2 separate regions of the Homo sapiens genome follow, and region 1 is linked to region 2. A link is a contact called in ENCODE Hi-C or POLR2A ChIA-PET data. All regions are on one chromosome and are shown on one strand. Each heading gives the region's core, a stretch centred on a gene start or an enhancer-like site at or near the end of the contact. The rest is flanking DNA. Distances are from core to core; before and after follow the strand shown.

Region 1 (6,171 bases), core at 1,886-4,385, 78 kb before region 2:
AAAGCCTAGGGAAACTTTAGGCTAGATACAAAATTCACACAGGGAAAGGCACGGACTCTGGGGAGACTGGGAAGGTCCTCAGCCATTCAGCACCATGCGGACGAGCTCTGTGGAAAGGAAAGGTGGGATGAGCCAGGGAACAGGGCTGTGGAGGGGTACGCCAAGGGCCAGGGGACTACCAGACTGCAAAGGTAGCATAAGCGGGAACATGCCCACAGCAACCAACCCTGGGGTCAGTTTGCAGAGGAGCCACCTTGAGTCTGACCAGTTCTCCATGCCCCTAGCTCCCCTCCCAGCAGCTGTTAGTCCCCCACCCAAACCTAAGCAGCAAGAACACAGCAGAGGCAGAAAAGTTCTCCACTACACCTACAGCTACTGTCAGCCACTGGCGGGAGGAGAGGACAGAGTTTTGGGTTAGGGTACCTCCAAGCTGCCCAGCGAGGGAAGGGGAAAGGACTGTTCAGCTATAGCAGCAGAATGGGGCAGGCAACCCATACCCCTCTATGCCAGCTACCCATGCTCCAGGGCCAGAAGGTCACCCTAAAGCAAGACTGGTATACAGGCTGGTGAGAGTTCCCAGACACCAGCACCCAGGGCCGCATAAGTAAAACCTCAGGGCCCATTCTAGAGGTAAGGAGGTACTGTACCCCCAGGTTGTCTTCCTCTTTGAGGAATCCCTCCCCTCCCTAGTCAGCTCCATGCAGAAACATGCCAGGAGGAAGTCAGATGGTAGTAGGGTAAGGGCAGGGGATAAAGAGCACAGGTTGGGGAAAAAAGAAACACTGGGGAGATCAACTAGAGGAGAGGCTGGGAGGAGCCGTACCCGCCCCATGGGCCCGTCACCCCGACAGGATATGCCTCACAAACGCTGCAGGAAGGAAGAGACATTCATGGTGAAGACAAGACAAAGACATGGGGTGAGGGGTCAGGCAGTGGGGACAGACATTCCATTATTTCACTTCTCATTCCTTCCCACCCTCTACAATACTACCCCCTTCCTTTCCTGTTATACCGCCCTGACCTCCCACTCCTGGGCTGGGCTGGGCAGGGCCCTGCACCTTGCCTCCTGGCTCTTTTTGGAGCCCAAGTCCAGGGATAGGGAAAGCCCCAGACACTATACTTGACCTGCCCCATATGGCTGCTTTCTCTGAGAAAGCGCAGTTCACCTCTTACCTTCATAGTTGATACAACCATTGCTGTCCTCATGCCCTGCCACCAGCATCTCTACTTCTTCCTCTGTCATCTTCTCACCTGCAGGGGGAAAGAAAGCATTTTTGGAATTGGGTGACAAGTGAGGTACCTCAGGGTGCCATCTCAGCTCAAGGACAAGGACACAGAACCTTACCCAGTGTGACAAGAACATGCCGGATTTCAGCACCCATGACGGTGCCATTTCCTTCCTTGTCAAACACCCGAAGTCCTTCGACATAATCCTCATAGGTGCCCTGGTCCTTGTTCTTGGCCACTGTCTGCAGCATGGGCAGAAAGTGCTCAAAGTCCAGCACCTTCACATTCATCTCTGCCATAAAGGAGGTGGAAGTGTCAGGCCAGAGAAGTAACACAAGTTCTCAGGACAGGGGATTATAGAGACCTCAACTGAACAGAGAGATGACAGATGACTCCCCACTAAAAGCAAGGAAATCCATGGGATTTGCTAATCCAGACTTGCTTGAGTTTGGGGCCTATGAAGATAAAGGGAAGCTCTTAGCTGAAGAACTGTGGGCCCATGACCACACTGAGGAGTTGTTCTTTAGGCCCCTCACCATCACTCTTGGGGTTCCCCAGGACCTTGAGCACCTCGGCGTTGGTAGGGTTCTGGCCCAGGGCCCTCATCACATCCCCACACTGGCTGTACAGGATCTTGCCATCACCTGTTCGGTCAAACAGCTGGAAGGCCTCCTTGAACTCTGAGGATTCAGATGAATGTCAACACAGGATTTGAGGGTTAATCCAAACCCTACCTCAGAGCTCTGCTGCCCATTCAACTTTGATCATGCTGAGGAAACGAGATATCTGCACCAAACTGTACACCAAAGTCTACTTAAGAGGGCTCTATTTCTCTTCCTCCCAACTCAAGTGTTCTATATAGAGGCTTCCTCCCCTTCTGGCAGCCTGGTAACATCCATTTACACAACCCCTCTGCCTGCGGCAGGCCTGCCAATCTCCACTGCTGCTACTACACTTCTCAGGGCAGGAATTCGCCACCGCCCAGTCTCAGTCCTGTCCTTATAAGGAAGTGGGAGCAGCAGCCTGGGACTAGGGTCATCCCAACCTGCCACTTCGCACCCCTCCAGTATAAAGAGAACTTCCAGAGGGTATAGCTACAGTCATATCCTTAGCAAACTCCCCTGTCTTGTCCCCATCTGCACAGAATATCAGGTCACTGCTCTACAATCTTCACAACTGCAAGCTGGGAGGGCGGGGACAGTTATCACAAGAGGAGAAAAGAGGCAGAAGTAGCTGATTAAAGGACAAAGGAAAGCAGGCAGCTTTATACACCCTCCCGAGACCCCACACACAGCAGGCATTAAGTGACCAAGTTTTTTCACATACCCACACCACCTAAAACTCACCCAGTGCTTGGGATCAGATCTAGAGTGGAAGGGGAGGGAGGAAGAAAGTGAGAAAAGAAAATGGAGGATCCAGAAGAAGAGAAAATAATCCAGGGGGTAATCTCATGGGGGTGCTAAAGAGATGACAGATTAAGATTAGAGGATAGGTGCTGGGGGGAGGGTGTCCCTCTCCCTAAGGGTGACCTCGGTAGGGATCAGAGATAACCTACCTGCGGTCTGGTCTTCGGTGAAGTCACACTGCTCAGAGAAGAGGGAAGTGGTCAGCATCTGAACGCCAATCCCCCGAGTTTCTATCCCAGCCCCACAAACTCTGACCCACAAACTCTGACCCACAAACTCCTGTTTCAGGCTGCAGACTCGCTTCCCCGCAGGGCCCCAGTCTTTCCAACCCCACCTCCAACCTTTCGGGTCCTCAGATTCCCTTTGCCTCCTACCCCTGCCTTCTCCTCGCCCCCCACCCGTCTCTTCCTGCCTCTCGTCCCCAATCCTGCCCGTCTCCCAAGACCTGGGCCCCACCATCTTGACTGCTCAGCTCTCCGGGACCTTTTCCTGCAGTAATGGCTCCGACTCTCGGCCCAACCCTAGTCTTAGTACGTCCCGATGACGTCACCCTCAGAGGACTCAGCCAATAGGAACCGTGGCCTGGGTTTATGCAGACGATTGCTACATTAGTAATGACTTGGGCGGGGTCCGCTGTTCCTTTCTCCAGCGCCACCTGGGCACAGAACCCGCTCGGAGGTGGGGGGGGTCGTGGGGGGAGGTGGGGGGGCGGGGGTCGTGGGGGGACGTGGGCTGGGGCACAATGAATCTGCACCTCCCAACAGCAGGAAGATCAGAGGATTGGAAGAGGAGAGAGCCCTCTTTTCCCGCCCTCTCCTCCTAGCACCCTCCCCGTCTCCCGCTGCTCCCCCAACCATGAAAAAAATAGCAGTCTGAAACCAAGAGAGGAACCCAGTCTTTATTTTGAAACAATAGGTGGCCTCCTGGTGGCTGGAACGTGCTTTCGCCTGCGGGGCCCAGTGTCCGGACCCCACTGGATCTGTGGAAAAAAACCAAAGTTGCGAAGCGCTGGAGCCCGTGCAGCAACCGGACAGCAGAATGAACTCCGCTGCTTTTCTATGTTGGCTGAGAGAAGGGCGGGAGACTTGCCTCGTAAGGCGCGGCGAAGGGGTGGGAGGGCCCTACCTGCAGCACTCAGACGCTTAGGATGTGTTTCAAGAAGGCTGCAGAGAGAGGAGGCAAGAGGGGCTTCAGAAGCAGGCCTTTGGATAATACATCTGACTCTAGGTAATCCAGGGGTGCCCCCGCCCACACGCGGCAAGACGCCAGGCTGCCCTCCTCCCTCGGCCCCGCTCCCGCTTTTTTGTCCCCTCACCCTCGTAGTTGATGCAGCCGTTGCTGTCCTCGTGTCCTGCCAGAACGGTCTCCACCTCCTCCTCAGTCATCTTCTCTCCTGAATCCCAGACACAACGTCTGAGGCCCTCCTTTCCCTCCTTCACTCACCCAGGCCACGCTTTTCCTTTTTTTTTTTGAGACGGAGTTTCGCTCCTGTCGCTCAGGCTGGAGTGCAGTGGAGCGGAGCGATCTCGGCTCACTGCAACCTCCGCCTCCCGTGTTCACGCGATTCTCCTGCCTCACCCTCCCGAGTAGCTGGGATTACAGGCGCCCGGCTAATTTTTTGTATTTTTGGTAGAGACGAGGTTTCGCCATGTTGGGCAGGCTGCTCTCAAACTCTTGACCTCAGGTCATACACCTGCCTCGGCCTCCCAAAGTGCTAGGATTACAGGCGTGAGCCACCGCGCCTGGCTTTTTCCATATATTTTTGTAAACAACAATATAAACATAACAATTGTAATTTTTTTTTTTTTTTTTTGAGATAGGGTCTCCCTCTGTCACCCAGGCTGGAGTGCAGTGACATCATCATGGCTCACTGCAACTTCCACCTCCTGGGCTCCAGTGATTCACATCGGCCTTCGAAGTAGCTGGGACTACAAGCGTGCACCACCACGCCTGGCTAATTTTTAAATTTTTTTGTAGAGACATGGTTTTGCCATGTTGCTCAGGCTGGTCTCGAACTCCTGAGCTCAAATGATCTGCCCATCTCGGCCTCCCAAAATGCTGAGATTACAGGTGTGAGCCACCACGCCCAGCCTTGTACTTTTTTTTTTTTTAAATAGAGATAGAATCTCACTACGTTGCCCAGGCTGGTCTCGAACTCCTGGGCTCAAGCGATCCTCCTGCCTTGGCCTCCCAAAGTGCTAGGATTACAGGAGTGAGCCACTGCTCCCGGCCAGCCCATGCTGTTTTGCTTTTTTTTAAACTGAGTCTTGCTCTATCACCCAGGCTGGAGTACAGTGGCACGGTCTCGGCTCACCGCAACCTCCACCTCCCGGGTTAAAGCGATTCTCCTGCCTTAGCCTACCAAGTAGCTGGGATTACAGGCACCCGCCATCATGCCTGGCTAATTTTTGTGTTTTTAGTAGAGACGAGGTTTCACCATGTTGGCCAGGCTGGTCTTGAACTCCTGATCTCAAGTGATCCGCCTGCCTCGGCTTCCCAAAGTGCTGGGATTACAGGCTTGAGCCACCGTGTCTGGCCTTTTTTTTTTTTTTTGAGACAGAACCTTGCTCTGTCCCCCAGGCTGGAGTACAGTGGCATGATCTCTCGGCTCACTGCAACCTCAGACTCCCGGGTTCCAGCGATTCTCCTGCCTCAGCCTCCTGGGTAGCTGGGATTATAGGTGCGTGCCACCATGCCCGCCTAGTTTTTATATTACTAATAGAGATGGGGTTTTACCATGTTGGCCAGGCCGGTCTCGAACTCCCGAGCTAAGGTGATCCGCCCGCCTTGGTCTCCCAAAATGCTGGGATTACAGGCGTGAGCCACCATACCTGGCCAGGCCACGCTCTTTAGAGTGGTACCTCTTCTTCTCCCATAGCCTCAGTCCTCAAGGGAATCCTCCCCTGGTCATGGATGCCTCTTGCTTTCCATTTCACCCTAGTACTGCTGAAAGTATTGACCCACAAGGAAACAATCCCAGGAGGTTACGAGACTTGTACCAGAACACACAACCCACACGTCTCTTCCAAAATGAAAATTCAGGTTTCCCGCCTCATCCCTTTTCCTCTGCCCTCCGGATGGCACTTTAGCCTCTGGAAGAGCGAGTCCTTCAGATTCTACCCCCATAGCTCTGACCTTCTCAGTCTCCTGCCGACAACCTGCAGGACAGTAAGCCTCCTGCTAGCTCTGCTTATCTGTCCAGTCTTTCTGGCCCACCCCATCCCCCTCTCCACTCTAAAGGAGTTCTGGTCCCCCTTGCCTGCCTCACCAAGGGTGGTGAGAACATGTCTGAGCTCTGCTCCCATGACTTTGCCGTTCCCCTCCTTGTCAAACACACGAAACCCCTCCAAGTAGTCCTCATATGTGCCTTGGCCTCGGTTCTTGGCCACTGCCTGGAGCATGGGCAGGAAAGTCTCAAAGTCCACACGCCGCGACTTCAGCTCTGGAGGTTGGAGAGAGGTAAAGGAGAGGTCATTGTAGTATTACATAGGACCCAGCTCCCAACCCTACCACAATGCTTTCATCCTATTCAGCATTT
Region 2 (6,231 bases), core at 931-3,430:
CTTCCTGGCAGGATACCCCCTTTCCCAAGTTATAGTGCCAACACTTCTCCCCAGATAAGGGAGGAGCCAAGCTTTCTGCACAGGGAAGTAGTAGTGTGGGCACACACATACACACACAATGTACACACGAACACGTACACATTGGTCCTGCTGGCTCAGGAATCTATAGTTGGGTTTCCTTGCAGGAAGTATTTCAGGTGGCCCCATCTATCCCACGTGCCCATAAGTGTTTGTGCAGACTTTGTGTCTGTGCTTGGAAGGCTACAGTGTTAGAGGTAGCCCAGTTCCCTGCTACCCTGAGGGTAAAGTCCATATTACACAAACAGGGGGCAAAGGGCCTGGGCAGGAAGGGAGCACAAACAACACCTCTGGGGAGGAGCTAGGCAGCTTGGGGAGCAGGGCAGGGGAAGGGAATCATAAAAATCCCTGCTGTACCCAGGAACCGGGAGCATAGGGAGGGGCAGTGTCACAGGCCCTCCTTTGGTAGAGAGCACTAGGGGTGGGATAGAGCCAGAATCTCCAGCCCCTCCTCAACCAGAGGCCTCCCCTCCAACATCCCCCACCCCCATCACAGCCAGGACAAAGGGGCTATAGAAGGACTGAGACAGGGCCGGATGCCCAGAGGCTGCAGGACCCAGATAAAGGGTAAAGAGACCCAACCATGCCTGCCTCCTGCCTCCCCAGGGAGGGTGGCCAGACTCTGGTACTCCTGGGTTTCTGGGTGAAGATTGCAGGAGTCTGGATGGGACAGTTATACAGTCACTCCACTGCTCCCTCCCACGCCAGTCCCCAGACCACCCCCCTCCACCAGCTGGGAGTGTTCACATCTAAAAATCCCAGGATCTAAATTTAGGCCCAGCAACTGTGAGGGAAGCACAGGTGGTTTCTTCCACTCCCACACTGGGGAAGGGGCCCTGGCTGTGCCAAACCCCAAGCTGAGATCTGAGGGGAGGGGAGGAGATCCACAGAACTTCAGTCCTCAGGTGTCCACGGTCCCAGAGACACCCCAAAGGGGTGGGCTCAGATAGCATGGGAGTCGGGGGAGGACTGGAGAAGAGCAATCCGGGGCTCTGTCTAGGGTCCTAGAGACAGTGTCAGACAATAAGCAAAATGGGGGCGGGAGGCACAAGCTGAGCCCAGGAAGGACTCCCCAAGGCAGGAGGCTTAGAAAGTAGCAGAGGTGCCCTCTTGATCCTCAGGTTGGGGAGAGAAAAGACCAGAGGCTGGACATCCTTGCCCTTACAGCTCCTGGCCCAGGGCCTTGTGTATAGTAGATGCTCAATAAATATGAGTTGTGTTGACCTGGGTCTTGACAAAGAGATGTTGCTTAAGCTCTGCTATACTGAGGAAAGGGGGCGCCAGCCTCTGTTGGGCCTCCTGCCTGATGTCACCTGAACTTGGCCCTCTGGTTAATCTCAGACCTCCCCAGGGCAGGCTCACTCACGGAAGAGGAGGTGCCGCTCCTGTTTTTCCAACACCAGAGAACAACAACCCCCTCCAACCTTCTGTAGCTCCGCCCTGTCGGCAAAACAACGAAACTAGGGGTAGCTGAAATCGGCGCGGGTGGGGGGCAGGGGGTTGGCGAGCAAACCGAGACCCTTCCCGCCAAGGCCCCCACCTCCAAGCACCTCCTGTTTACAGAATGAAGTTCCCTGCTCCCCTCCCTGCAGGGCCCCTCAGAAGTGTGAACTACTGTTTCGGCCTCAGCCTCTTCTGGGGAGACCAATTAGAGGGTCGGCGACGCTCTGGAGAAGGGTGGCGTGAGGGTCCCGGAATGCCGCCCTCGGCCGGACCACGCCGATAACCCGAGCCTGACCGCCCCTCTCCCAGGTGGTCCTGGCAAACCGGGGGCAGCACCCACAACCCCGCGCCGCCTGAGACCGTGCCCATACCCTCCGAGGCTGCGCGCACTGGGTTCCGGCTCCCAGGTGCCGAGCCCGCCGGTGCTCTCGCGCCACTTACCTGCCTGAGAGTTGCCCACCTCGGAGCCCCGGGCCAGGCTGAAAAGCAAGCCCAGCACCTGCAGAGCGTCGTTCGCCCTCATGACTCCGCAGAGGGTGAAGGGAGCCCAGCCAAGTCCGGCCCGGGGGCCCCTAGGCTAGGACATCGAGGCAAGAGCCACCTGAACCGCTGGCGAATTGGTGGCTGCTGCGGCGACGGCAGCGGAGGTTGCAAATTGCAATCGGAGCCGGAGCCGGAGTCCGGGGAGGGATGGCAGGGGAGGGGTGTGTGTGTGTGAGAGAGAGAGAGAGAGGGAGGGAGGAACGCAGAGGGAAGGGGGTGAGTCACGGCCGCGCCCCCTCCCGCGCGAGGCTGGAGTAGGGATTGCGGAGCCTCGGACCGCCTGCCCCGAGCGTGCCACGCCCCGCGGTCCCGCAACTTGGCGGAGCAGATCGAGGATGGGGCTCACCCTAATTTTTCTGCAGGAGATAGGCCAAGGGGAGGTCGAGATTCCGAAAGCCCCCAGATCCAGGGAAGGGTAATGAATGAGGGAGTGGAAAGCTCTCCAAAGCCCTGCCCCCTGAAAGTTGGCCTCGCCCATTAACCAAATCACTCAACTCCCCTAGCCGGTTGGTTCACTTGGTGGATTTTCTCTCAGAATGTGAATATTTCTCTCTGTGTGTTTTTGAGGGGGAGGGTGTTTTTTGCCTCACGTCCAGGCCACCTCAGTTTCTCCCAGACTCGAAACCCCATAATTCATCCACCCAGCCCAGGAACCCGAGCCACAGAGACCGCGTGAAATTGCACTGTCTCTGGCCGCTTCCTCCTCCAGACCCGGCGCCGGCCGGGCCTCTCCCGGGGATTTGGATGGGGGGCGGGGGTGGTTTCCAGCCTGGGAACAGACCCCGGAGCCCGCCTTTCCACTTCTACCCCGGGAGGGGCTCCCGCACCTGTCGCCGTCCCCTCTGCTGCCCCCCACGGCCGCCTGGGAGAACAGCTGCCTCCCCTTCCACACTGGAGTCTGGCCGCACCGTCCGGGCGGCCGCAGTTCCCGCCGCTCTTCTGGGGACCCAGATGGGCACACACCAAGGCGCTTACACCCTCCCAGGTGCCTTCCAAGTCCAGGCTCTCGCAGGAAAGGGGATGGGGCAGTGAAGTGGGACGCGGAGAGGACACTAGAGACTGCGTCCACGAATGGCGTGGACCTCTGGAACCTCCCCCACCAGCTGCCCGGACCTGGCCAGAGGCGGTCGGGCTCCCTGCGGGTTGCTGCCCAAAGCCCTGCTAGTCCCGGGACGGATCCGACCGGCGCCGCCTGGTGCCCATCCGTGGCAGTGGAGTCCCAGACGGCCTTGCATTTCAAATCCCTTAAACTGGTATTCGGGATCTCGCCCGGAGAGCCTAGTTGTTTTCTCCAGAACTTCAAGCCTGAAGACTTCGAAAACAGTTGAGCCTTGATAAAGAAAAATTTCACCCCTCACACCTAGCAAAGACTACCGGCTAACATTCCTTAAACATGCTCCCTATTGATATGCAACCTAGAGGGCCTGTTCTCTACTGGAGAATCTCCGCTTTGGGGAGGTTGGCTTTCTCCAGACCATGTGTATAGTAGTCATAATAATAATAGCAACAACAAAACCATTAACATATACAAACATTTCCATATATCATTTCATTTACAAAGTATGTCCTCAAACTTAGTGCCTTAGAGAATGTGTCACTTAACATAAAAATTATATGATTTAGGCAATATAACTCCCCATTTTACAGAACTAGAAGTGTGTGACCTCTCCAAGGTCATCCACCTGGTGACAGTGGTTGAGGTGATCAGGTGATTGGGAGGTGGGGCTCAGACTTTTACCTAGGGTTTCTTTCTCTCTTTTTTTTTCTTTTCTTTTTTTTTTTTTTTGAGACAGAGTTTCGCTCTTGTTGCCCAAGCTGGAATGATCCACCTGCTTCAGCCTGCCAAAGTGCTGGGATATCTTCCATCTTAAAAAACAAAACATTCGGCTGGGCGCGGTGGCTCATGCCTGTAATCCCAGCACTTTGGGAGGCCGAGGCGGGCAGATCACTTGAGGTCAGGAGTTCGAGACCAGCCTAGTCAACATAGTGAAACACCGTCTCTACTAAAAATACAAAAATTAGCTGGGCATGATGGTGGGCACCTGTAATCCCAGCTACTTAGGAGACTGAGGCAGGAGAATCGCTTGAACCCGGGAGGTGGAGGTTGCAGTGAGCTGAGATTGCATCACTGCACTCCAGCTTGGGCGACAGAGTGAGACGCCATCTCAAAACAAAAACAAAACATTGTTTTGTTTGACCTCATGGCCTTCTGGTCTGTTGCTTTTTTTTTTTTGACACGGAATCTTGTTCTGTTTCTGTCACCCAGGCTGGAGTGCAGTGGCCTGATCTCAGCTCACTACTGAGTTCAAGTGATTCTCCTGCCTCAGGCTTCCAAGTAGCTGGGGCTACAAGGCGTGCGCCACCAAGCCCGGCTAATTTTTTGTATTTTTAGTAGAGATGGGGTTTCACTGTGATGGCCAGACTAGTCTCTAATTCCTGACCTCAGGTGATCCACCCACCTCAGCCTCCCAAAGTGCTGGGATTACAGGTGTGAGCCACCACACCTGGCTTTTTTTCCTTTTTTTGAGACAGGATCTCCCTCTGTCACCCAGGCTGGAGTGCAGTGGTGCAATCATGGCTCACAGCAGCCTCAACTTCCCAGGCTCAGGTGATTCTCCCACTTCAGCCTCCCTAGTAACTGAGTCTACAGGTGGGCACCAAAATGTCTGGCTACTTTGTTTATTTGTTTGTTTGTTTTTGAGATGGAGTCTCGCTCTGTCACCCAGGCTGGAGTGCAATGGCGTGATCTCAGCTCACTGCAACCTCTGCCTCCTGGGTTCAAGGCATTCTCCTGAGTTTCGCTTTTGGTGCCCAGGCTGGAGTGCAATGGCTCGATCTTGGCTCACTGCAACCTCTGCCTCTTGGGTTCAAGCTATTCTCCTGCCTCAGCCTCCTGAGTAGTTGAGATTACAGGTGCCTGCCACAACACCTAGCTAATTTTTGTATTTTTAGTAGAGACGGGGTTTCACTGTGTTGACCAAGCTGGTCTTGAACTCCTGACCTTGGGCAATCCACCCACCTCGGCCTCCCAAAGTGCTGGGATTACAGGCATGAGCCACCACACCTGGCCTTACCATCTGGCCTTACCTAGGATTTCTTTATTATTTTTGTATGATATGGAGATGCGGGGGTGGGGGTGGGGGTCTGGCTATGTTGCCCAAGCTGGTCTTGAACTCCTGGCCTCTGCAATCCTTCCACCTCAGTTTACCCAAATTGTTAGGATTTCAGATGTGAACCATGCCTGGCCTTACTTAGGATTTCTTACTGTTCTACTGAGACTGGAGCTTCATGTGTTCAGATTCACACTCCCATCAGACAACAGTGCTGATACTACTTAAGGGTCTCCACTCCTACCTACCCTCCCCCACATTAAAGGGCCTTTCATTTTATTACTCACTCAGCTCCAGCTCAACCTGGTATTCAGGGTCCGAGTTCTGAAGGAGAAAAATCTTCCTTGGTTTCCTTGTTTATACACTGTTGTATCTACTTATAAGACTGTTGATTGGTCCCTCCCCCTCCCCCTCCCCCTCCCCCTCTCCCTCTCCCCACGGTCTCCCTCTCTTTCCACGGTCTCCCTCTCATGCGGAGCCGAAGCTGGACTGTACTGCTGCCATCTCGGCTCACTGCAACCTCCCTGCCTGATTCTCCTGCCTCAGCCTGCCGAGTGCCTGCGATTGCAGGCACGCGCCGCCACGCCTGACTGGTTTTGGTGGAGACGGGGTTTCGCTGTGTTGGCCGGGCCGGTCTCCAGCCCCTAACCGCGAGTGATCCGCCAGCCTCGGCCTCCCGAGGTGCCGGGATTGCAGACGGAGTCTCGTTCACTCAGTGCTCAATGGTGCCCAGGCTGGAGTGCAGTGGCGTGATCTCGGCTCACTACAACCTACACCTCCCAGCCGCCTGCCTTGGCCTCCCAAAGTGCTGAGATTGCAGCCTCTGCCCGGCCGCCACCCCGTCTGGGAAGTGAGGAGTGTCTCTGCCTGGCCGCCCATCGTCTGGGATGTGAGGAGCCCCTCTGCCTGGCTGCCCAGTCTGGAAAGTGAGGAGCGTCTCCGCCCTGCCGCCATCCCATCTAGGAAGTGAGGAGCGCCTCTTCCCGGCCGCCATCACATCTAGGAAGTGAGGAGCGTCTCTGCCCGGCCGCCCATTGTCTGAGATGTGGGGAGCGCC

Evidence for each region. Hi-C counts contacts between places; a loop is a spot of excess contacts on that map. ChIA-PET counts read pairs that join two places held with the same protein, here RNA polymerase II (POLR2A). Pooled maps may share reads with other maps.
Region 1: a loop to region 2 is called in a pooled map, with 7 times the contacts of the local background. The contact joins the promoter of MYL6 here to the promoter of ERBB3 in region 2. A Hi-C loop is called at or near these places in 1 of 168 maps with a recorded cell type or tissue (chondrocyte) and 11 of 50 pooled maps. POLR2A ChIA-PET finds 5 or more read pairs at or near these places in 12 of 52 experiments (B cell, GM10248, H1 and 7 more).

The regions. Positions count from the first base shown.
Region 1 is chr12:56,155,323-56,161,493 of GRCh38, reverse strand. It overlaps MYL6 (myosin light chain 6), which reads right to left and starts at 3,135. Exons shown (of 7, transcript NM_021019.5): 1 at 3,090-3,135; 2 at 2,783-2,810; 3 at 1,764-1,907; 4 at 1,346-1,519; 5 at 1,174-1,251; 6 at 824-868; 7 at 1-107. The coding sequence starts at 3,092. The coding sequence ends at 840. MYL6B (myosin light chain 6B) reads right to left here. Exons shown (of 8, transcript NM_002475.5): 5 at 5,902-6,075; 6 at 3,949-4,026; 7 at 3,759-3,796; 8 at 3,512-3,612. The coding sequence ends at 3,768. MYL6B-AS1 (MYL6B antisense RNA 1) reads left to right here and starts at 3,269. Exons shown (of 3, transcript NR_186043.1): 1 at 3,269-3,311; 2 at 3,549-3,860. RefSeq lists enhancers at 1-243, 244-866, 1,837-1,906, 1,947-2,016, 4,027-4,136 and silencers at 2,687-2,866, 3,237-3,406.
Region 2 is chr12:56,076,114-56,082,344 of GRCh38, reverse strand. It overlaps ERBB3 (erb-b2 receptor tyrosine kinase 3), which reads right to left and starts at 2,180. Exons shown (of 28, transcript NM_001982.4): 1 at 1,963-2,180. The coding sequence starts at 2,044. RefSeq lists enhancers at 1,533-2,523, 4,348-4,397.